Linked DNA regions of Homo sapiens: region 2 is linked to region 1. A link is a loop called in an ENCODE intact Hi-C map of the cell type or tissue named here. Cell type or tissue: ascending aorta. All regions are shown on one strand.

Region 1 (8,000 bases):
GGTTGAGTAAAGATCATTTGTCTGTCAGCCTTACTAAAGATAAAATGGAATGTGGAGGTTGGTTGCTCAAGAATGAATCATCTCCTTACCGCTAGAATTATTCCCCTCAGCAAAAGGTATGCTGTGCTTAGTTGAGAAAAACGTGGAAGCTGCTAGATTTTAGGTTATAGAATTTTTAGTCTCTATCATTCAACACTTGAAATAGAAATGTTCTGGTAGTGAAGCTCACAAAAATATAAGCAGTTCTCATAAAGAAACAGGAAATTTAATGTGTGTGATTATTTCCACTATGTTAATTTACAGCAAAAAATGGCCTATTTTTTTTCTGTCCACTTTGGAGTTGAAAGGAATATTTTTAAAAACCCAAGTTAGTGGAATTTTTAAACCAGTTTTGATCGTGAATATTTTAGTCTAAATATTTCTCTCTGGAAATAATCAAGATTGTTTACAGTTTTAAAGTTGTTTCAGAACAGTATCAGGATTAATTAATACAGTTAATATGTCAAATTTCTTTTGAAATATTCAAGCTTTGTTTGAGTTTTATTTTTCTGCCCTGGATGCCTGAGAAATTGAAAGAGTGTAAGAACAGTTGGCATAGACCTTTCCTTCTTGAATTCAGTTAAGCTTATCACAAACTATGTCATGGCCAGAGCTTAACGCGTTGTTCCCCTTCCAGAAAACTATTTGCCAAATATAACACAGTTCAGATGGTGGGAAAACTGTGAAGCGTTCACATTTAACCTAGACTTCTCCCCCAGTGTACAAGTTTAGAGATGAAGAAAACATGCTGATAAATCAGCATACCTGCCCGCCACCTCCCCCACTTCTGAAAACCACAAAAGCAGAAGCAGCCATTATTGGATCCTTGACGTGGAGTTTTCTGCTCTGAGCCTATTTGGAGCTGTCGGTTAACAATTTGAAACAACATGTGAGGGTGAAGGGTGCCTGGATGGATAACTATGAATGTTATTTAAAAAATATGATGCTGCCTAAAGACTACAGCCAGCTATCTGGCCTGTGAATGTGGAGACTCTTTCATCTTCGTCTCATTTGGTAATTAGCACACTGACCCTGTGCAGACTAGAAGCATAAAAAAACATTTTGAAAAGTGCAGAGGAAGAAGGAGGATTAAGACAAACATTTATATAACCAGGAAAAATGACCCAGGAAAGACGGGAAATCTGGTGACACTCTGTTTATCCACAGTAATGTTAAAATAGTTTGCAAGTGAAACAAAGCAGATCCCTTGAATAAATCACTGAGAAAGTAGAAGGATCGACCAACAGCCAAGATCATGTCACGAGCTATCCGTGTGATGTGATCCTCCCCTATTATACCAGACTGATGGCTTTCCATTGAATATCACCTCTCTCTTTTGTCTCTCCAGCTTTTTCCATCATGGAATTATGTGAAAGTGGGCTGCTGTAAATAGGAATTGGAAGGGGTTGAAGACGGCATAAATTATTAGGAAAGGGGAGAGTATCAGGATGTTTGGGCTCTAATTAACACCCAAACATTAATTTAAATCAGAGGCAGTTTAATGAATGTTGAATATCTGAAAAAAAAAAACTTCATAGCAATTTCATGAGGGGCAAAATCTCAGTTGTTTTTCTAGGTCATCTGCACTATGAGAAGATTTGCTCTTCTGAGGTTAGCAAAATTGGTGTTGGTCTCTGTCTAAAAGCTGAAGCAAGCCAGGTGTGGTGGTGCACGCCTGTAGTCCCAGCTACTTGGGAGGCTGAGGTGGGAAGATCACTTGAGCCCAAAAGTTCAACTCCAGCCTGGATGACATAGCATAGACCCCTGTCTCTTAAAAAATCAAAAGCTGAAGCATACAAGCTATCAGAAAGTTAACTGAACTTTCTTAACTTTTATATAAGTGGCTTTGGTTCAGTGCCAGGTAATTATCTCCAGGGAAAGATAAGCTCTTTTGCAAGCAGTTTTCAAAAGTTTGATGGTCTAACTGCTTGCCAGTTAGATGCTAAGAGCCCTAGCCTGGCATGATGAAGGATGCCGCTTATTTGTAAACCACATTCTTCTGTCATCAGGATTCCGAGAGAAGTCTGTGGAATGGTTTACATGGACTTTGCATTTATGCATTCATTTATGAATAGAATTGCTCAGGTGTGGAAGAGACAAGCAAACAACAGTTCCTTGTCCTCAAGAAACTCATCATCTGTTAGAGAAGTAAAAATTTAAATAATCATACAAATTGAGGAAGTACAAAATGTGAAAAAGACTAATTAAATGACAAATTAGCATTTTAAGTAATAATTGCTCTGAATTCAAGGGAGGTAGAGATCAAACAGGCTAGAGTAATTATGAAAGTTTTTGTGGAAGACAGGGGCCTTTCATACCACCTCACATTCATATAGTGCTTTATGGAAACGTGGATTTTACATACATCATCTCTTATTTGAGTTTCACGTTTTTACTGCCATTTAAAGTTGAGGAAACTTAGGCCTCGAGAGAGAGGAAATACTGGCTAACTTTCACACAGGTAGTAATGAGTCCTCACATCCAAGTTTTTCACTTAAAGTCCAAGACTATTTCTGCAGCTCTGGGGCCTCCTTAGTAAATAGGTAATATGCTTAATCTTCATTACTTGAAATTTGCCAACTGCTCATGTTTATTTGCAACCCTCAAATCAATACTTGTGATCCATTTGCAGTCATTTGAGGTCATATGCAGAGGGGTGAAAGAGTTCACTCGCCCAACGGGCACACTCCTAGCTGAGGCCAAACAAGGTGACACTCTGCCTTATTTCTGTTCTCATGCTATAAACAAGTGTCCTTCTTGCAGTCTACTTAGTGCCAGACTTTTAGCATTTTTGTACTTTTTGTTGATGATTTCCCTGTTTAAACATCCCCCAAGCATAGTGTTGGAGTGCTGTCTAGTGTTCCTAACCACAAGGGGACTATGATGTGTCTTGTGGAGAAAATGTTGTGTTAGATAAGCTTCATTCAGGCATGGTCACAGTGCTGTTGGTTGTAAGACCAACGTTAATGAAATAACACTATATATGTTAAATATGATGTCGTTAAACAGAAACACACATAAAACAAGGTTATGTATTGATCAACTGACAAAAATGTTGTGACCAGAGGCTGGAAGGAACCTAACCCTATATTTCCTCTAAGAGCAATTTTTTCGTATTCACTAATTAAGTGTCCAAGGTGACTTTATAGAACATAACTACCACAAATAACAATCATTAACTGTACTTACATTGAGTGGAAAAATGTTGGGAGGCTATTGTAGGCAAGAAAATAGTTTGAGCAAATGAATAGAGTTGGATAAATTAGTCATTGTTTAAAATAGAGAACAGGCATTGCTAACTGGAATCAAGGTGCAAGAGCAATTGCAGTAGATAAGGTTTAAGATGCCAGATTGTGGGGGGTCCATTATATCCAGCTGATGATTTTGGACTGAATCTTGTAAATGGATTTGGAGCAAGGATGTCATAAAAACCTCTCTGGGAGAAAAAGAATTTGGTAGGGATGAGCAGGAAGAATTGGGCTGGGAAAAAAGGCAGCAAGGAGAGTTCTCGCTATGCACCCGCCTCAGCTGACAGGGATTTATTGGTGGAACAGGAAGCCAGTCCTCTCCAGGACTTGATGGTTGATACTGAAGCCACAGAGTGAGGGAGAAGCTGACAGAGGTGAAGCCATTTCAGGGAACTGGAGGAAGGTCAGGGAGAAAATTCAAAATAACAAGGAAGGCAATTTAGGAAAGATCCTTAACTGAATGACGAGCCAGTGTAAATTTTGAAGTCTGTGGGTGGTGTGGTTGCACTCCTTCATGTGTGTGAAAACAAGGTTCTGAGAAGACTAGGCAACCCCAGGGGTAGCCATGGAGACTGTGGAAAACAATTCCAAATATGTGTGTTTAGTTTCGGGAGCTGGCTCATCTGGATCCCTGTGTAATTTAACAGTTATAGCAAATTTCTAAGTCAAGAAGAACCAGACTATTCCTTGTTAGGCTTATCTTTTCTTAGGGCTATTATTTGAAGTTCATCGTTTTCCATTCAGTTTCAAATCTTGTATCAGAACACACGTATGCTCACACAAGCACATGCACGTGCACACACACACGCACATGTACAAGCTGTTCTGTGGCACTCAATGAACCATGTCAGTACAGTACATAACAGCTGCAAAAAAAAGTCAGCGGCTGCTCCGAAATCACAGTGGGCAATGTCTGACATATTGAGAGTGGCAGCTTCAGATTTCTGAGGCGGGCTGCCCTGAAGCAATCTCTTAATATTTATCTTGTAATATTTCCGTTAAAATTGACTTTCAAAAAGTAAGTGGAACGAAACTACTCATGAGTCACTGAGGTTTTATTTTTAATAAACCTGGATAAGTATGCCTCTCTGGGTTTTTAATTTCAGAAGAATTAGGCATCAAGATAAGTTAACATGACACTCATGTTTTTCCTCTGCAACTGAAGGTTTTTCAGTCTTGACCAGGAATCTCAAACTACCAATGTGAAAATAGGTCTCTCATCAGGAATTGAGTTTTGCCCTAGAATTCTCAAACTTAAATACAATTTCCTCAGGAAAGACTCTCCTTCATCCTCATTTAGAATCAATCATTGCCTCCTTAAACTCCTTCAGCTCTTGCCTGCATTAGACTATGGTGCTTTTCATCATCTGATTAGTTTTAGCAGTGTTTGTATATGTGTCTTTTCTCTTGATTGTCAGCCCCTGCAGGTCAAAAGCCATATCTTGTTTATCTTTCTATATCCCACTCTCCCTGGTGTAGTTTTTTGCTCAAAGGAGGTACACTGTTGAATTGCTTGGGAATAACTCACCCACCACAGAAACATCGGTTCTAAGTAATCCAGTTGGTGTTACTAGTCATCTGAGGCTGCCTGTAGGTGAGAATGAGTTTCTCATCTTCTTTGTAACAAAGAAGATATATTTTGTGAAATAATGTCTAATTATTTGAATAATGAGAAATGATATCAATGGATTAATCCTTTCTGCAGGAATTTTTTTTTTTTTTTTTTGCCTAAGCAACGTGTTATACAGGGCAGCCTCAAAGATTAACAAAGAAAACGTGGTAACTCTGAGGAGGGTCTACTAGGATTACAGGAATGAGGGTTCACTCTTTGGGAGGGAAAAACAAAAAAGGGGAGGAAAATGGGAAAAGGAGAGCTTCTTTATAGATTATTTTTAAGGTCTCAATTCTGCTAATGACATCCACATGACTTTATTTTAATTAATTAATTCACTTATTTATTTTCCTGCACTTCCCAGTAACAAACACATAACTTTATGTCTACATAAAGACATCCTTGGTTTACCTCCCTAAGACACACACAGTCAACACAGGGAGTTAACCATATCAAGTATATGTCTAGGGCCACAATTCAGCTTTCAAACACATCTCATCTTCTGCCTTTCATTGAATTCACATGCTTTTCAAATAATACAGAAATAACATTAGAAACAGAGTCAACTCATATGAGTTCATTTTTCTTTATTTTGAAACTCACCGTGACTGACAAAGTCGCTAGCTTTGCATTTCTTACTTATACTCCCTACATTCTTGCACCCACTCAACCTCTCAACCAGTGTTTGTGGAGTGAGCACTCCATGCAATGCCCAGGGCTAGCCAAAGAGATAAACAAATTTCACAGTCACAGACTCAGGCGTCAGTCAATGTAATGTTAGATTCCTGTAATCAACTTAATTTCTGAGTGCTATCCTTCCTGACACAGAAGTAGTCAAGGAACTTTGAAGTAAGCTAGTCAAATTTATGGATTTCTCGGTGTACCCAGGTTTGTATTTCACTTACTTGCTTAGTTTACTTTCTTTTTCTCTCTCTCTCTTTCCTCCCTGAGTTGACTCTGTCAGCCTCCATCCCTGTTGTAACCATTGAGATGTCTGGAAATATGCCTTAATTAGAACCTAAGTAATCTTTTGCCTAATCTCTTGCCATACCGACAGGTCATACTCTTATCTCACCAACATCTCATAAAATCCAGAATGGACCACATTCCTACTGTATTTCACAGAATGAAGTGGAGACTCTCTAGCATTGCATTTGTCAGAATCCTTGTCTAATGGAAGAGATAGCCATGTCTCCCACCCTATCCCTTCACAGACTGGAAGCCAAGGGGTATATTTCTTTTGTCTCTTGGTTTGACTCTGCAACCAGAGTCTTTTCTCCTGTATCTTGACTTCATTCCTTGCTGTCTGTTCTACACCAGCTCTTGTTGTTGTCAACTTCAACCTAGTATTAGGGCCTTGCTTCCAGATCACTCCTTTTACTTGATGGTTTATGTATTAGTCAGTGTGGGTTGCCGTAACAAAATACTACAGACTGGGGGGCTTACGCAACAGAAATTTATTTTCTCACAGTTCTGGAGGCTGGAAGGCCAAGGTCAAGGCGTTGGCAGCATTGGTTTCTCCTGAGGCCTCTCTCTTTGGCTTGCAGATGGCTGCCTTCTCACCATGTTCTCACACGGTCTTTCCTCTGTGTGTGAATATCCCTGGTCTCTCTTGTGTGTTCAGATATCCTGTTATAAGGGTGCCAGTCAGACAGGATAAGGGTCTACCCTAAAAAAAAAACAAACGCTCATTTTTAACTTAATCACTTCTTTAAAGGCCTTATCTCTGATACAATTTCATTTTGGAGTACTGGGGGTTAGGGCTTTAATATATGAATTTTGAGGGGACTCAATTCAACTCATAACAGTTTGCTTTCAAAGTTGTTGACCCAGGATGATAACCCATCTTTGATTAACGATTAACCTGTTTTTAGCAATGCAATAAAAAAGGCCTATATGCTTTCCATTGAAACTAATTCTTAACCTGTGGGGTTTCTTTTTGTTTTTGTTTTTGTTTTTTTTTTTGTTTGTTTTTTTTTTTTTTTTTGACAGAGTCTTGCTCTGTCACCCAGGCTGGAGTGCAGTGGCTCTATCTTGGCTCACTGCAACCTCTGCCTCCCGTGTTCAAGCAGTTCTCCTGCCTCAGCCTCCTGAGTAGCTGGGACTACAGGTCTGCACCACCACGCCTGGCTAATTTAGTAGGGACGGGGTTTCACCATATTGGTCAGGCTGGTCTTGAACTCCTGACCTTGTGATCTGCCTGCCTCAGCCTCCAAAGTGCTGGGATTAGAGGAGTGAGCCACCATGCCCAGCCTAACCTGTGTTTTTATAAGGAGTTCATTCACTGTAGTAGACACCTTCCAATTGCACTGAAAGATTATATTTCAATTAACATCTCTAAACACATGAAACATTAACCTGGTATGTGTAATTGTAGAAGATTTTCTCTTTCTTCCAGAAGAATTGATTACCACCAAAGGAAGAACACCAGATTTACTTGGTTAGTGCTTCGATATTGTATACCAAATTCTTTTTTCCAGGAAAACAAATAAAATGAATGACACTATGGTTGGAACAGTATTCATGCTGTAAAACTGTCACATGAGTTGGTTGATACAAAGTAAAAAGTAATTTAATAAATGATTTTTAAAGGCTACATTGAAATTGGAAAAAGATTGAAAAATCACTATTTTGGTGGAGGGGGATAATGCTTTTATGTGTTTACATTTTCCATTAAGGCTGTCAAATGAAAAACAAACCCTGAGAATTCTAGATCAAAGGGACCTTAATATGATGACTCTCCTAAGTGTGGTGAAGGATGGAGCTGCTGTTTCACTTTTAGCACAGCTTGAAGTCCAGCTTCTCCTCTCTGTGTTAGATAAAGTGCCTAGGAAGGGAAGGGGACACTTCAGAAGTCAGTAATGATAGGAAACAGGATAATGAGAGCCACATTTACTGAGGGAACATTTTCATTAGACAGCTCATGACTTGAAAGCAGCAATCATTTAATAACCCTTTCTGCTTCTCTCCAGCCACCAGCCCCACCGCCCCCGCTTCCACGTACATTTTTTTTTTTTAGTGACAATTCTTTTTTTTTCTTTATTCTAAAAAAAACAAAAAAACCAAAAACAGGCTACATGTGCAGAACGTGCACGTTTGTT
Region 2 (8,000 bases), 71 kb before region 1:
GCTATTCTCCTGCCTCAGCCTCCAGAGTAGCTGGGACTACAGGCGCCTGCCACCACGCCCAGCTAATTTTTTTGTTTTCAGTAGAGACGGGGTTTCACGCTGTTAGCCGGTATGGTCTCGATCTGCTGACCTCGTGATCTGCCCGCCTGGCCTCCCAAAGTGCTTGGATTACAGGCGTGAGCCACCGCGCCTGGCCCCGCTCCCTATTCTTTATACGTCTGGTAAAATTTGGCTCAGAATCCATCTGGTCCTGAGCTATTTTTATTGGTAGGCTTTTTGTTACTGATTGAATTTTGGAACTCGTTATTGGTTTGTTCAGGGATTCAATTTGTTCCTGGTTCAGTCTTGGGAGGTTGTTATATGTCTAGGAATTATCAGTTTGTTTCAGATTTTCTAGTTTGTCTGCATAGTCATGTTCATAGTAGTCTCTGAGGGTTTGTTTTTATGGTTCTCTTGGGTCAGTGGTAACGTCCCCTTTGTCATTTCCGATTGTGCCTAATTGCATCTTTTCTCCTTTTCTTTTAGTTGTCTAGCTGGCTCTATTAATCATATTCATTTTTTTCAAAGAACCGATTTCTGGATTCATTAATCTTTGTATTTTGTGTGTGTGTGTGTCTCAGTTTTTTTCAGTTCAGCTCTGATTTTGGTTATTTCTTGTCTTCTGCTAGTGTTAGGGTTGGGTTGCTCTAGCTTTAGTTTTTCCAGTTGTGATATTCGGTTGTTAATTTGAGATCTAAGTTTTTGATGTGGGCATTCAGTGCTGTAAACTTTACTCCTAACATTACCTTAGGTGTGTTCCAGAGATTCTGGTATGTTGTATTTTTATTCCCATTAGTTTCAATGAATTTCTTGATTTTTGACTTAATTTCATTATTTACTGAAAAGTCATTCAGAAGCAGGTTGTTTAATGTCCATGTAATTTTATGGCTTTGAGTGATTTCCTTAGCATTGATTTCTATTTTTATTGCCCTGTGGTCTGAGATTGTGGTTGGTATACTGTTGGTTTTTTTGAATTTGCTGAGTATTGTTTTATGTTCGATTGTGTGGTCAGTTTTAGAATATGTGCCACGTGTAGACGAGATGAATATATATTCCGTTGTTGGGTGGGGAGTTCTGTAGATGTTATTAGGCTCATTTGTTCAAATGTTAAATTCAGGTCCTGACTATCTTTGTTAATATTCTGCCTCAGTGTTCTGTCTGATATTGTCAGTCGGGGGTTAAAGTCTCCCAATATTATTGTGTGGGAATATAAGTCTCTTTGTAGTTATCTAAGAACTTGCTTTATTAATCTGGGTGCTCCTGTGTTGGGTGCATATATATTGAGAATAGTTATGTCTTCTTGTTGAATTGAACCCTTTACCATTATATAATGCCTTTCTTTATCTTTTTTTGATCTTTGTTGGCTTACAGTCCTTTTTGTCTGACATTAGGATTGCAACCTCTGCTTTTTTCTGTTTTCCATTTGCTTAGTAGATTTTTCTCCATGCCTTTACTTTGAGCCTATTCATGTCATTGCATGTGAGATGGGTCTTTTGAAGATAGCATACCATCGGGTGTTGCTTCTTGATCTAGCTTGACACTCTGTGCCTTTTAATTGGAGGCATTTAACCCATTTACATTCAAGGTTAGTATCATATTTATGGATTTGATTCCGTTATCATGTTGATAGCTGGTTATTATGCTGGCATGTTTGTGTGGTTGCTTTATAGTGTCACTGGTCTATGTACTTCAGTGTGTCTATGTAGTGGCTGGTAATGGTCTTTGCATATTTAGTGCTCCTTTCTGAACCTCTTTTAAGACAGGTCTGGTAGTAATAAATACTCTCAGCATTTGCTTGTCTGAAAAGGACCTTATTTCTCCTTCACTTAGTTTGGCTGGATGTGAAATTTTTGTTGGAAATTCTTTTTTTAAGAATGCTGAATATAGGCCCCCAGTCTCTTCTGGCTTGTAGGGTTTCTGCTGAAAAGTGTGCTGTTAGCTTGATGGGGTTCCCTTTGTAGGTGACCTGCCCTTTCTCTCTAGCTGCCCTTAACATTTTTTTTCTTTCATATCAACCTTGGAGAATCTGATGATTATGTGTTTGGGAGATAGTCTTCTTGTGTAGTGTCTTGCAGAGGTTCTCTGTATTTCTTGAATTTGAATGTAGTTCTCTCTAGTGAGGTTGGGGAAGTTTTCATGGACGATATCCTGAAATATGTTTCCAAGTTGCTTGCTTTCTTCCTGTCTCTTTCAGGGATGCCAATGAGTCATAGGTTTGGTTTCTTTACAGAATCACACATTTCTTGGAGGGTTTTTTGTTGTTGTTGTTCATTTTAATTCTTCTTTCTTTATTTTTATTTGCCTGGGTCATTTTAGATAGCCAGTCTTTGACCTCCGAGATTCTTTCCTCAGCTTGGTCTATTCTGCTGTTAATATGCACAATTGCATTATGCAATTCTTTTTTTTTTCTTTTTAGACCAGTCCCCCATTATGCAATTCTTGTAGTGTGTTTCTCAGCTCTATCAGATTACTTTGGTTCTTTTTTATAATGGCTATTTCATCTAACGGCTCCTGTATTATGTGATTCTTAGGTTCCTTGGATTGCATTTCAATGTCCTCCTGAATCTCGATGATCTTTGTTCCTGTCTGTATTCTGAATTCTATTTGTATCATTTCAACCATTTCAGCCTCGTTAGGACAGTGTGGGCATTTGGAGGAAAGAAGGCACTCTGGCTTTTTTAATTGCCAGAGTTCTTGTGCTGGTTATTTCTCATCTGTGTGAGCAAGCTGATGTTCCTTTAACTGTGGTGTTGAGTACAGTCAGTTGACTTCCTTTCTGGATGTTTTCAGAGGGCCAAAGCTTTGTTCAGGTGTTTATTTGTAGCTAAATTCTTGTTTTTGATTTCACACGGTGAGTATATTAGCAAAGTATTTTTTGGTATTGATGTTTTGTGCTGTGATCCAGTAGGTGGCACTTAAGTGTAATGGCCGGTAGGTAGGGTCTTGCTCAGTTAACACAGCTCCCCTGTATTTCTTCACAATTGCAGTTGTACTCCCTCTCAGTGCTCTGAAAGTGTGGGTTTATCTCCCACTTGAGTGCTGGCTGCATGTCTCAACTTGGCACTCCTGGGCTGCACACCACAGCTCTAGGGTGATTTCTGGCTTTATGTTCCTTTCCCAGCTTTGAGGCAGCAGGGGAAGGGACTTCAGCGGTGGTTGTGGCAGAGGGTCTTTGATTTGTCTCTTTGGGCTCCAGCCCAGAAACATGCAGAGCTGCTATCAATCAGTTTAATTAGCCTGGGGTGGGGCAGCTGAACGGTGGGTCCACACTAATGGGGCCCCACCTGGTGATGAGCAGGGGCCTTGGGTGGGACCTGGGGGAGACAAACTGGCCTCTTCTCCTTAACGCAACTGCCATTCGCTGCAAGTGTGATTAAAGCACTCAGCGTCTTTGCTTCTTTCCTGGTCTGAAGGTAGCAAGGGCAGCACCACTACAGTGGCAGTGGCAAGGGGGTTTTTGGTTGCTTCTGGGAGCTCCACCTCAGAGAAATTCGAAGCTGCTGCTCCCAGGAATGTTCGGCCATGGGGTGGGGCAGCTGCTCTGCTAGCCTGAGCCGGGCTCTGCTTGTTAAAGAGCAGGAGGTTTGTCCACAGCTCACAGGGATGAGAGACTGGGCTCCTCTCCACTTGGTGTGCTGGAAGCTCGGGTGAAGCCCTTAGATTCTTTGTTTTTTCTCCAGACTGAGGGCAGCAGAGGCAGAATCATTGCTGTGGCAGTGGCAGGGGGGCTTTTGGTTGCTTCTGGGAGCCCCTCACCCGGGAAGAACAGCCCCTACCAGTGGGTATGCCTAACCATGGGTGGGTCAGCTGTTCTGCAGTCCCAAGCCGGGGGCCCTGCCTGGTGAAGAGTTTTGGGGGCAGTGGGGAGGGAGGGTGTCACAAGGAAGAGAGACTGGATTCCTTTTTGTCTGGTGGCTGCAGTATGTTGCATTTGCCAGCGTAGCTATTGTGCCTTCTGTTCCTTCCCCAACCTGTGGGAGGTTAGGGTGTTATTACTGTAGCTGCAGAGGCAGAGGGGTTGTGGGTTGTCTCTGGGATTTCCTCCCACCTCTGACTAAAGGGTTCAGGAAGGGGCAGGGTAGTTTTGCTAGAGTCCCAGGTTGGGTGGCCCTACCCAGTGATGAGAAGCTGAGAGAGAAGCCCACGTGGAGAACAATCCAGTCACTTTTCTGTGGGAGGGCTGCACTGTTCTGGGGAACTATGCCACTTCCTAATCACCGTGTACTCTCCAGACCAGAAGGCAATAGCAGCAGGATCTGGAAGACGCAAAAACTGTGGCCAGCCTCTCCCTCTGCAAGCTTCCGTCTCAGGGAAGTGTAGATCTGTACTAGCCTGAGAGCCCTGGTTGTGGTGAGTACAGAGTGGCTGGAGTCCCAGATAGATGGGTCCCACTCAGTGAGGAGAAGTGGGATCAGGGACCCATGTAAAAAACAATCTGGCCACTTTACCTTGGGTCAGTTGCGCTGTGTGGGGGATCCATGCCACTCCCTAATCACCACTTGCTCTCCAGAGCCTGAAGGCTATAGCAGCAGAGACTGCAAGGCAGCAAAAACTGGTGGCCGGACTCTCCTTCTTCACACTGCATCCTAGGGAAGTGCCGAGTTGCTACCAGCCTGAGAGCCCTGGTTGGGGTTGGCTGGAGTCCCAGGCTGTGGGGTCCCACCCAGTGAGAAGAAGCAGGACACATATAAAAAACAGTTTGGCCGAATATCCTTGATGAACGTTGATGTAAAAATCCTCAACAAAATACTTGCAAAACAAATCCAGCGGCACATCAATGGTGTATATACAGGGAGCTAATTCTCCATGATAAAGTAGGCTTCATCCCTGGGAAGCAAAGTTGGTTCAACATAGGCAAATCAATAAATGTGATTCATCACATAAACAGAACAAAAGACAAAAACCACATGATAATCTAAATAGAGGCAGAAAAGGCTTTTGATAAAATTGAACATCTCTCCATGTCAAAAGCCCTCAATAAACTAGACAATGAAGGAACATACTTCAAAATAAGAGCCATCTATGAGAAAACCACAGCCAACATAATATTGAATAGGCAAAATCTGGAAGTATTCTGCTTGAAAACAGGCACAAGATAACAATGTCCTGTCTCACCACTCCTATTCAGCATGGTATTGGAACTCCTGGTCAGAGCAATCAGACAATAGAAAGAAATAAAAGGCATCCAAATATAAAGAGAGGAAATCAAATTATCTCTCTTTGCGGACAGTATGATTCTACACCTAGAAAACTCCATAGTTTCTATCAAAAAAATCTTAGAACTAATAAACAACTTCAGTTAAGTTTCTGGATACAAAATCAGTGTAGAAAAATGGGTAGCATTTCTATAAACACACAACATCCAAGTGGAGAGCCAGGTCAAGAATGCAATCCCATTCACAATTGCCACAAAAAGAATAAAATACCTAGGAATACAGCTAACCAGGGAGGTGAAAGATCTCTATAATGAGAACTATAAAACTCTGCTCAAAGAAATCAGAGATAACACCAACAAATGGAAAACATTCCATGCTCATGGATAGGAAGAACCAATATGGTTAAAATGGTCATACTGCACAAAACAATTTCCAGATACAATGACATTGGTAGTTTGATAGGAATAGCATTGTATAGGACTAGGAAAAACTATTTTAAAATTCATACGGAATCCAAAAAGGCCTAAATAGCCAAGGCAATCCTAAGCAAAAAGAATGAAGTTGGAGGCATCACATTACCCAACTTAAAACTTTATTTCAGGACTACAGCTACTAAAACAGCATGCTACTGGTACAAAACAGACACATAGACCAATGGAACAGAATAGAAAGCACAAAAATAATGCCACATACAACCATCTGAAATTTGACAAAACCAACAAAAACAAGCAATGAGGAAAGGGCTTCCCATTCAATAAATGTTACTAGCTAGTTGTGTAGTCATATGCAAAAGATTGACATTGGACTCCTATCTTAATTAAACCACATACAAAAATCAAGATGGATTAAATATTTAAGTACAAAACTTAAAATTATAAAAACCCTGGAAGATAACCCAGGCAATATCATTCTGTACATCTGAACAGGCAAACATTTCATGACAAAGATGCCAAAAGCAATTGCAACAAAAGCAAAAATCGACACATGGGATCTAACTAACTTAAGAACTTCTGCACAGCCAAAGAAACTATCAACAGAGTAAATGGACAACCTACAGATGGGGAGAAAATATTTGCAAACTATGCATCTGACGAAGGTCTAATATCCAGCATCTATCTATGAGGACCTTAAACAAATTTACAAGACAGAAACAACCCTATTAAAAAGTGGACAAAGGACATGAACAGACACTTTGCAAAAGAAGACATACAAGTTTTTTTTTCACATGTGCCCAACAAGCATATGAAAAAAGCTCAGCATCACTAATCATTAGAGAAATGCCAATCAAAACCATAATGAGATACCATCTCACACCAGTCAGAATGCCTGTTATTAAAAGTCAAAAAAATAAGGCCAGGTGCAGTGGCTCACACCTGCAATCCCAGTGCTTTGAGAGGGCAAGAGGGATGGACCACTTGAGGCCAGGAGTTTGAGACCAGCCTGGTCAACATGGTGAAACCCTGTCTCTACTAAAAATATAAAAATTAGCCTGGCATGGTGGCACATGCCTGTAATCCCAGCCACTCAGGAGGCTCAGGCATGAGAATCACTTGAGCCTGCAGGGTGGAGGTCGCAGTGAGCTGAGATTGCGCCACTGCACTCCAGCCTTGGCAACAGAGAAAGGCTCTGCTCAAAAAAAAAAAAAAAAGTCAAAAATAACATGCTGGTGAGGTTGTGGAGAAAAGGGAACATTTATACACCGTTGGTGGGAGTAAAAATTGGTTCATCCATTGTGGAAAGCAGTGTGGCCATTCCTCAAAGAGGTAAAAACTGAATTACCATTTGACCCAGCAATCCCATTACTGGGTGTATACTCAGAGGAATGTACATCATCGTACCATAAAGACACATGTAAATGTTCATTGCAGCACTGTTCACAATAGCAAAGACACAGAGTCAACCTAAAAGCTCATCAATAACACGCTGGATAAAGAAAATGTGGTACATATACATCAGCGAATACTATGCAGCTGTAGAAAAGAATGAGATCATGTCTTTTGTGGGAGTTGGAGTCCATTATCCTTAGTAAATTAACACAGCAACAGAAAACCAAATACCACATGTTTTCACTTAGAAGTGGGAGGTAAATGATGAGAACTCACGGAAGAAAGGAAGGGAACAACACACTGGGGCCTACTTGAGGGTGGAATGTGGGAGGAGAAAGAGGAGCAGAATAAACAACTATTGGGTACTAGGCTTAGTACCTGGGTGATGAAATAATCAGTGCAACAAACCTCCGTGACATAACAATCCTGCACATGTACCCGTGCGCCTAAAATAAAAGTTATTTTTTAAAAAAACACGGAACCCTTCCCCCCGCCCCCCGCCCGATCCCCCGACCCCCCGGCCAGAAACAAAACCAGTCTGGCCTCTTTTCTGTGGGAGAGCTACGCTGTGCAGGTGCTCTGTGCCACTTCCTAATCGCTGCTTGCTCTCCAGTGCATGAATGCTACAGCAGCGGGGGCTGCAAGACAGCAACAATGGCAGCTGGCCTCTTCCTCTGGGAGCTCCGACCCAGGGAAGTGCAAAGCTGCTACCGGCCTGGGAGCCCTGGTGTGGGGGTGTTTGCAGTCCAGGGCGTGTGTGCGGGGGGCGCGGGGGTCTTGCCCCGTGAGGAGGAGCAGGATTGGGGAACTATGTAAAAAATACTCTGGCCGCTTTTCCGTGGAATGGCTGCGCTGTGCAGATCAGCGGCGGGGCCTGTCAGACAGCAAAACTGGCAGCTGGCGTCTCCTTCTGGGAGATTTGTCCCAGGGAAGTGCAGAGCTGCTACAGGCCTGAGAGTCCAGACAGGGTGTGGCTGGA

The links. Hi-C counts contacts between places; a loop is a spot of excess contacts. Peaks named below come from ENCODE experiments on the same cell type or tissue, not always from the same donor. Only the 100,000 strongest peaks of a DNase experiment are listed, where the experiment ranks them.
Region 2: a loop joins it to region 1, with 2.1 times the contacts of the local background. A loop is called at or near these places in 6 of 110 quality-filtered maps.

The regions. Positions count from the first base shown.
Region 1 is chr12:19,846,702-19,854,701 of GRCh38, forward strand. LOC105369682 (a long non-coding RNA gene) reads right to left here and starts at 3,739. Exons shown (of 4, transcript XR_931409.3): 1 at 3,229-3,739. In ascending aorta, no CTCF peak of the experiment used is centred here; DNase peaks (open chromatin) are centred at 815, 3,830 and 4,160; H3K4me3 peaks cover 2,303 bases; H3K27ac peaks cover 7,281 bases.
Region 2 is chr12:19,776,024-19,784,023 of GRCh38, forward strand. No RefSeq gene overlaps it. Among named protein-coding and RNA genes, the nearest start is that of LINC02398, 230 kb to the right of the region's middle. In ascending aorta, a CTCF peak has its summit at 3,564; DNase peaks (open chromatin) are centred at 136 and 3,588; H3K4me3 peaks cover 781 bases; H3K27ac peaks cover 3,156 bases.